Regions from separate parts of the Homo sapiens genome. Here region 1 is linked to region 2. Evidence: read pairs that join two places in POLR2A ChIA-PET (ENCODE). Cell type or tissue: HepG2. All regions are shown on one strand. Each heading gives the region's core, and the rest is flanking DNA. Links, peaks and the distances in the headings are about the cores only. Region 1 overlaps F2RL1 (F2R like trypsin receptor 1). Region 2 overlaps SV2C (synaptic vesicle glycoprotein 2C).

What was found. ChIA-PET counts read pairs that join two places held together with the same protein. Peaks named below come from ENCODE experiments on the same cell type or tissue, not always from the same donor. Only the 100,000 strongest peaks of a DNase experiment are listed, where the experiment ranks them.
Region 1: POLR2A ChIA-PET joins it to region 2 with 7 read pairs; 3 of 35 experiments call an interaction of 5 or more read pairs at or near these places.

The regions. Positions count from the first base shown.
Region 1 is chr5:76,822,416-76,826,813 of GRCh38, reverse strand. All of the region lies in intron 1 of F2RL1 (F2R like trypsin receptor 1), which reads right to left. Among named protein-coding and RNA genes, the nearest start is that of F2RL1, 5.6 kb to the right of the region's middle. In HepG2, for the core only: no CTCF peak of the experiment used is centred there; no DNase peak of the experiment used is centred there.
Region 2 is chr5:76,329,768-76,334,165 of GRCh38, reverse strand. It overlaps SV2C (synaptic vesicle glycoprotein 2C), which reads right to left. Exons shown (of 13, transcript NM_014979.4): 13 at 210-4,398. Among named protein-coding and RNA genes, the nearest start is that of SV2C-AS2, 20 kb to the right of the region's middle. In HepG2, for the core only: no CTCF peak of the experiment used is centred there; DNase peaks (open chromatin) are centred at 1,175 and 1,875; H3K4me3 peaks cover 430 bases.

The DNA of each region.
Region 1 (4,398 bases), core at 271-4,270, 490 kb before region 2:
ATCCATACAATGGAATATTATTTGGCTGTTTTCAAAAATCAAGTACTTGGGAGGCTGAGGCAGGCAGATCACCTGAGGTCAGGAGCTCAAGACCAGCCTGGCCAACATGGTGAAACCCAGTCTCTACTAAAAATACAAAAATTAGCCAGAGGTGGTGGTGTGGGCCCACAGTCCCAACTACTCAGGAGGCTGAGGCAGGAGAATCACTTGAAACTAGAGGCAAAGGTTGCAGAGATTGCACCACTGCACTCCAGCCTGGGTGACAGAGCAAGACTCTGTCTCAAAAAAAAAAAAAAGTACTGATACATAGATACATGGATGAATCTCCAAAAGATTATGCTAAGTGAAAGAAGCCAGTCACAGAGGACAACACATTATCCCATTTCTATCAAATGTCTACAATAGGCAAATCCATAAATAGAAAGTAGATTAGTGTTTGCCAAGGGCTAAGACCAGAAGATTGGTGAATGACAGCTAAACTGTTTCTTCCAGGGTAATAAAAATGTTCTAAAATTGTGGTAATGGTTGAATAATTCTATGAACATCCTAAAAGCCACTAAATTGTACAGTTTAAAGGGGTGAATTGTATGGTGTGCAAATTATCTGATATGGAATTCTTGGTAAAGCTGTTAAAAAAAAAACACAGGCTTGGCATCATAGGAAAGGGAAAAAAACAGAAAAGAAATAACAGGGAAGAGGAGTGGGAGGTGAGTTTGGGAATAGATGAAACAAGATTAGCCAACAGTTAATAATTATTGAAGTTGAGTGGTGGATACACTTAATTCACTATAATAGTATATTTCTATAAGATTAAAATTCTCCATAAAAATAAGCATGTACCAAGTCAGGAAAGCTCACATAAAGAGTGCTCAAAATCTGTTTTAAATAAGAATGCTAAAATAAAGACCAAAAAAGGAGCAAGGAATGGCAATATAACAATTTTTTTTTAAAAAGGAACTTTTTCTTAGAATATTTCAACACATAACCTTTAATGGTCTCCATCAAAACTATTGTTGATATTAACTGTTCTATAACACTGGTAAATGTCAAGATGCTACTCGAAGGTCCCTGAAGCCCTTGCCCAGTGCATTTGCTCTGACTCTGTACAGGGTCCTTACCACTCACCAAAACTCACAGAGCTTGTCTAGAGAACCGATGCTATCCCAGCTCCCAATTGTCAACCAGGTAAAATCATTTCTATTTCACAGAGTTGAGGAGAGACTAAATGCACAAATGAAGTTTAAACACAAATAAAGTGCCTGGCTACAATTACATTCCCATTTCTAGGGCTGTAATAAACAATTATTGCCCAAGTGTGTGAAAATACACACTCACAGATGCTCAAGGCAGCATCCCCCCACTCAGTTACAGACAAACAGCTCCTTATTTCTATTCCTAACTTAGCATGTCCCTGACGTAGTCCCTACTACTAAGGGTAGACAATATAGTAGCCAATAATATTGAAATGGAAAGACAGCCACAATATACAGTCAATTGAAAAAAGAAACTGGCCAGGCATGGTGGCTCACACCTGTAATCCCAGCACTTTGGGAGGCCGAGGCGGGTGGATCCTGAGATCAAGAGATCGAGACCATCCTGACCAACATGGTGAAACCCAATCTCTACTAAAAAATACAAAAATTAGCTAAGTGTAGTGCACGCGCCTGTAGTCCCAGCTACTCCAGAGGCTGAGGCAGGAGAATCGCTTGAACCCAGAAGGCAGAGGTTGCAGTGAGCCGAGATCATGCCACTGCACTTCAGCCTGGCAACAGAGTGAGACTCTGTCTCAAAAAAAAAAAAAAAAAAAAATTATAATGTACAATTTGCAAAATCTGAAGTCTAGAAGGATATCCACCAAACAATAAAAAGTGGCTGGCTCTGTGGAGTAGAATAGCTGGGGACAAGAGAACTTTTCTTTTTATTTTACACCTCTCTATATTATTTGAATTTTGTATCTCAAAGGAATATAAATTGATATAATATTTTTGGTGGGTAATTTGGCAAAACATATCAAAATTTTAAATGTATTTGCCATATGACCTAGCAATTTACTTCTAGGAATTTGCCCTGCACCTACCAGCTAAAGTGCACAAAGCTATTTTATGTACTAGAATATTCACTGGAACATTGTTTAGCATGGTAAAACAATGTTAATTTCAACATCTATCAAAAAGGGGAGTAGTTCAGGCCCTGGCAGGGTGGCTCACGCCTGTAAACCCAGCACTTTGGGAGGCTAAGGCGGGCGGATCATGAGATCGGGAGTTTGAGATCAGCGTGGCCAACATGGTGAAACCCCGTCTCTACTAAAAATACAAAAATTAGCTGGGTGTGGTGGCGGGCACCTGTAATCCCAGCTACTTGGGAGGCTGAACCTGGGAGGCTTGAACCTGGGAGGCGGAGGTTGCAGTGAGCTGAGATCACACCACTGCACTCCAGCCTGGGTGACAGAGCAAGACTTCATCTGGGGTTCGGGGATGGGCGGGAAGAGGGGAGTAGTTCAGGCCAGGCATAGTGGCAACCTAGCCATAGCCCCAGCTACTTGGGAGCTCCGTCTAAAAAAAAAATTAGCTGGGGGTGAGCTATGATCCTGCCACTGCACTCCAGCTTGGGTGACAGCCAGACCCAGTCTCTTTAAAAAAAAAAGGGGGGGGGGGTGTGGTGGGGAGGACTAGTTCAATTACCCCCCTATAAAAGTTTGTACAGGGTCGGCGCAGTGGCTCACGCCTGTAATCCCAGCACTTTGGGAGGCCGAGGCAGGTGGGTCACGAGGTCAGGAGACCGAGACCATCCTGGCTAACACGGTTAAACCCTGTCTCTACTAAAAATACAAAAAATTAGCCGGGCATGGTGGCGGGCGTCTGTAGTCCCAGCTGCTTGGGAGGCTGTGGCAGGAGAATGGCATGAACCCGGGAGGCAGAGCTTACAGCGAGCTGAGATAGCGCCCCTTCACTCCAGCCTGGGCGACACGGCAAGACTCCGTCTCAAAAAAAAAAAAAAAAAGTTTGTACAGATTTCTATAAACTGACTATGAATCGATTAGGTAAAAAAGATAAATAAATCATAGCACAGTATGTACAGTACGGTATGCTCCTTCTATTCCTATAAATCATTTGTGCATAGAGAAGTTGAGCTGATGGCCAGGAATAGTGACTCACACCTATAATCCCAGCACTTTGGGAGGCCAAGGCGGGCGGATCACTTGAGGTCAGGAATTCAAGACCAGCCTGGCCAACATGGCAAAATTCTGGCTTTACTAAAAATGCAAAAATTAGCTGGAGGTGTTGGCGCGCATCTGTAATCCCATCTACTTGAGAGGCTGAGGCAGGAGAATCACTTCAACCTGGAAAGCGCAGGTTGCAGTGAGCTGAGATCACATCACTGCACTCCAGCCCTCCAGCCTGGGCGACACAGCGAGACTCCATCTCAAAAAAAAAAAAAAAAAACCAACCAACCAAACAAACAAAACCCGAGAAGTTGTGCTGAGATTGGAGACCAGAAAGAATGAGAGATTTTCACTTTTTTTTAGACCCTTCTGATTTACACAATTTTGGGAAAATCTGCGTGTAAAACTTTTTTTTTTTTTTGAGACTGAGTCTCACTCTGTTGCCCCGGCTGGAGTGCAGAGGCACGATCTCGGCTCACTGCAAGCTCGACCTCCCGGGTTCACGCCATTCTCCTGCCTCAGCCTCCCAAGCAGCTGGGACTACAGGCGCCCGCCACCATGCCCGGCTAATTTTTTGTATTTTTAGTAGAGACAGGGTTTCACCATGTTAGCCAGGATGGTCTTGATCTCCTGACCTTGTGATCCACCCGCCTTGACTTCCAAAGTGCTGGGATTACAGGCGTGAGCCACCACGCTTGGCCTAAAACTTTTAATTTAATTTTTATTTTAAGTATACTCCTCTTGTGGCCCAACCTCCCCATCAAACCAAGTGTAAAACAAGCACTTTACTTGCATTAGTTCTCTTCCTTTCACCCTCTCTTCTCTATGATCCCCTCACCCCAAATGTCCTTTTTTGCTCCCAATCTTTGGGAGCACAGACTGAAAAATAAAGGTTTCAATTGTGGGGTGCCCCTCCCTAGCTAAACTTTTAGTACATTTTCAGAAGTGTTCTTTCAGAATGAACTGTTTTCTTCAACACTTGCCAAGCTAATAAAACCATAAGAAAGTCAAATACAGATTTACTAAAACATCATCTATCAAGGTTATTTAGTAACTACAAAGCAAGCAAAAGGATCAAATTTAAAGTCCTATCTTCCAGTTCATTGCAGTGTTCTGTCATATTACAAAACTTTGGCCAGGCACGGTGGCTCATGCCTATAATCCCAGCACTTTGGGAGGCTGAGGCAGGTGGATCACTTGAGGTCAGGAGTTCAAGATCAGCCTGGCCAACGTGG
Region 2 (4,398 bases), core at 102-4,101:
TATTCTTCCCACTGGTCCTGGCTAACAGTTGGAAAATACTCACGTAAGATCAACAACACATCAATACCCATGACACCAGCCCACAGAAACAATTCAAATAAACCTGAATTGGAGAAACAGGTTTTCTCTATACCTAAGGACATTAAAAAAGTGCTCATTTTTTGAAGGGTCAATTCATGCTTAGAAGGGAAGCCAGTCACACAGCAATCTGTATTTGAATATAATGGAGCAAAAAAAAAATGCTCTTTTATTAATCTGATATACACTAAATATCTTTGCAGCTGTTACATGAATGTTAGTTATCTGGCATATAAATGTATACACAATTCCAAGTTTGATAGATTTATGCTGTACACGAGCCATCCCACATGGAGCATGCCCTTTCACAAGGATACGCATGGCTGTCTCGGGATATTTGTCAAAACACATTTGGTCAAACATTTTGGCAATTGGAAATCAGACACAGAGGAGCATACAGGAAAGATGAGTTCACAACAGGACCAGCTGTACTTAAGATGAAAACTCCAAAACCTGAAACAGAATTTACACATGCAGCACACGTATATACAGTACAATAGGGGTAACTGGAACATTCATAGCAGGAGATCTTACACAGCATTAAAAACAGGAAGAATAAAAAAGGAAAACAAAGCCAAACAATCCAAACACCAAAACCGACAGGACCATTGCCAAGATCTCATTAAAATAGACAGTGGATAGTACGTTTAGCATATGTTCAAAATGGAAGTTCACCTGAAAGAGAAAACTCTTCTATCATGTTATTTAGTGTATCTAGATAGTAACAAAAGACATATGATCTGTTCAATATGTTCCTGGATCAGGATGAGGATACATAACTGCATGGATGCTAAGAAAGTGTATATTAAAAAAGACATTTCTTTTTTCTTCTGACTGACATAGGACATAGATTCAGTAAAGCAAATATATAACAATAGCAGCGGAGATGAAGTTAGGCCAATTTGTCAAGTTCTATCTAGGTAGGCCTGGTGAATATCAAGGCAAGAAAGGAGTTTCCTTCTTGGATGACTACGTGGGCGCAAGAGGGGAGACACTTTGCAACTTCAAACTAGTTTCATTTTGTTTGCATAGCATGAAATAGCCAATTTTACTGTACATTCTTTCTGAAGGAATGACACCCATAGATAACAGTGGATTCTCTGTACTGGGTCCTATTCTGAGTCAATACAAATGCAGAAAGAAACCCTTTGTGAATCACATGAGGTTGAGCTTGCTAAGTCTTTCCCCTTCCTTGGACTTAGGGGCAATGCTGACCCATAAATCCATGATACTCAATGTGATGTGGCCTGTGTCTATGCAGTGGGAGGCCAAGCATTCTTTAGGGCTTTAGATGGTGGTATGCTGGCAAATGTTTAACAACTGTCTTAGGGGTTAGGAGGAGTCTGATTTGCATGGCTTTGTTGCTTTCCATGGCTTTGTTGCTTTCCATGGTATAAATACCACCACTATAGCTGATCTCAAACTACAAAAATACTGTCACTTGGGAAGGTGTGTGTAGTAGTATACCTGTATACAGTATTTCTACCATACAGACATAATAGGCATACATTACCTCATGGGCACAGATAATGGTAAAATGTAGTAAAATAAGTAGAAAGTGATGAGCTTTGACTATATGTTGCCTTTGCTTTTAGCTATAATTTATCTAATCTTATTTAATTTTTTAGTAATAGCTATGTTTCTCAACTGACTCTCAAAAGTTCTGAAAGTTTAACAATCAGTTCGGATGAACCGGTTCAAAGCTATTCCAGCTCATCACTAGCTTTAGATGACTCCAGCCCCTGTGAGCAGGCTGCCTAGTCACTCCCCAGGCACCACAAAGCTGTTTTGGACTTTGCACCCCTGCTGCTGGGGTAGATTACCCGCTTGAGTTGAAACCCGTCTGAGTCTGAACAAAGGGTTGAAAACTGCTTTCTGCTCCTAGTCCTGGGCACTCTTGGATCTAAGGGGAGCATGAATGCAATAAAGTAGGCAGAGAGTGGACAATCTCAGCAATTTCAGCATTCAGACCTGACTGGAAGGCACCTAGCCTTCAGCACCAAGTGGGGAATCTTCTGCAGACATGGAGAGTACCATCTACCTCCACTAGCCAATGAATCTCAAGAACCCAGGTAGGAACATCCTGGTCTTTCAGGAGTCAAACGCTGAGCTCTCAGACTTCTGCTCTGGAGATGGGCTGCTCTGATTCCATACCAGCTGTGCCCATCCTATCAGGGCACAGGCACTGAAAAGCAATTGGAAATCCAGCCCTGCACAGGGAGCTGTGCCAAAGCCAGCAGCCTTGCGTTCACACTCCCCCTGCACCCATTCCTGTTCTTCACCTTCTCCTCCTCTGTGCCTCCACAACAGGCATGGATGGGCCTTTCATCCCAAGTGCCCCAGGAAAGCTTGGCCTTGCTTTTGTACACTGCTAGAATTAAGAGGTTGTCGACCAGAGGAGGAAAAGAAAAAAAACAAAAGGGAAATAAAGGAAATGAGTGGGCACTGCCCTGAGGAGGTAAGAAGAGAACTGGTGGGCAAAAATGGCAATGGGGCTCTCAGAGGAGGGTAGAGGGTCACTGACAACTACCCTCTTTCTGCTCTGCCCCCCTGCAGGCCCTAGAACCCCAAACATCCTTTGCAACTTCAAGACACTTGCAACAACACGCACCAGTTTTAAACTGAAACCCAAAATACCCCTGCTACTGGCTGTCAGAACCTGTTTTCTGGATGGCTTATCTGCTGAGGGTAGCGAGGAGGGAAGCTGCTTTAGGATGTCTGCAAAGATAATTGACTCACCCACAAATCTTCAAAATCAGAAAGGAAACACCCTGGGAGGCACAGACCAGGGGAGTGGCAGCAGCTGCAGGCTTTGCTGACTTAGCTCTGAAGAGAAAACCCCAACACTATTCGCTGGGGAACAGACCCCCTAGCTCCTGTCTCTGGTTTCACACCATGAAAAGAACACCTCAGAAGAAAGCGGGACTTTAGGCCAGGTGTAGTGGCTCATGCCTGTAATCCCAGCACTTTGGGAGGCCAAGGTGGGTAGATCACTTGAAGTTAGGAGTTGGAGACCAGCCTGGCCAAAATGGTGAAACCTCGTCTCTACTAAAAATACAAAAAATTAGCCGGACATAGTGGCATGCACCTGTAATCCCAGCTACCTGGGAGGCTGAGGCAGGAGAATTGCTTGAACCTGGGAGGCGGAAGTTGCATTGAGCCGAGATTGCACCACTGCACTCCGGCCTAAGTAATAGAGCGAGACTCCGTCCCCCGCCCCCCCGCCCAAAAAAAAAAAAAAAATGCTCTAGAGAGATGGGGCTATCTCTGCTCCTGATTCTTTTCCTTGAATAATATCTTAGTGCAATATCCTGCTGAGATTATTTAAGGGAACAACTTATGTGTGGTTTCATTTTTCTCATTTTCCAAGTACTAGTTAATAGTCTCTCCAACAAAAACCAGGTAATCAAGGAGCTTTCTCCTCTCATCAAAGGTTATCTCAATGACTGAATAGTTCCTGCACTGCCTGCTGAAGGCTATTATTTGTTTTAAATGTGGAAAAATAACACTTTGTATTTATGGGGGGGGGCGCGGAGGGTTCACATGTAATGGGGGTCAGTGTGAGAGTGTCTTCTCTCATTCTGTTTTCCTTGCCCTCATTTAAGTCCTCCATAGGCTTAATTATTGCACACAGCAGTGTCTCAATACGTATCACATGGGAGGTGCTCAATAAGTATTTACTGGATAATCATATGAAATGACAAGAGATCAGTGAAGGCTCGGCTCAGCTCTTCCCCTGCCCAACCATGCTAGCCTTAAGTAAGAGCTGAAACAGACCCATAAACTGTATTCTTGTAACTCAAAATCCTGGGATTACTAAACTGCATTTAGATATTGTTTAAGAAAGACTGAAGGGAGCCCTGGCAATGGCTCTGTGACTGGTTGGTGAGAGACGGGCGACAAGAGGAATGGTCAACATTTAGAGCAAAAGAACATCACACGGAGAACTGTTACGCCATACCTGAAACAATGAAGGGACACACAATACATCCAGAATATACTAACAGGTTTTTTTTTTTTTTTGTCTACATTACAGATAACAAGAGAAGCTTTACTTAAAATACATACTTTGCTGAGCATAAACAAAAACTGTGAGAAACATATAGTCCACTTCAGAGTTTCAGAAGTTGTTGCAATACTGGTGTTTTTAGGCTTAGTAACCAGACTAAGTTTGGCACGATGTGAGGATTAAAGAAAACCTAACATACAGCCGATATGCCCCTTAACACCAATATCCCAGTTGTCTTTCTGTGATACCAGGTGAAGGCCAAATTCAGACATTCCTGGCTCCAGAGCCTTTAGTGCATGAACAGATCAGGT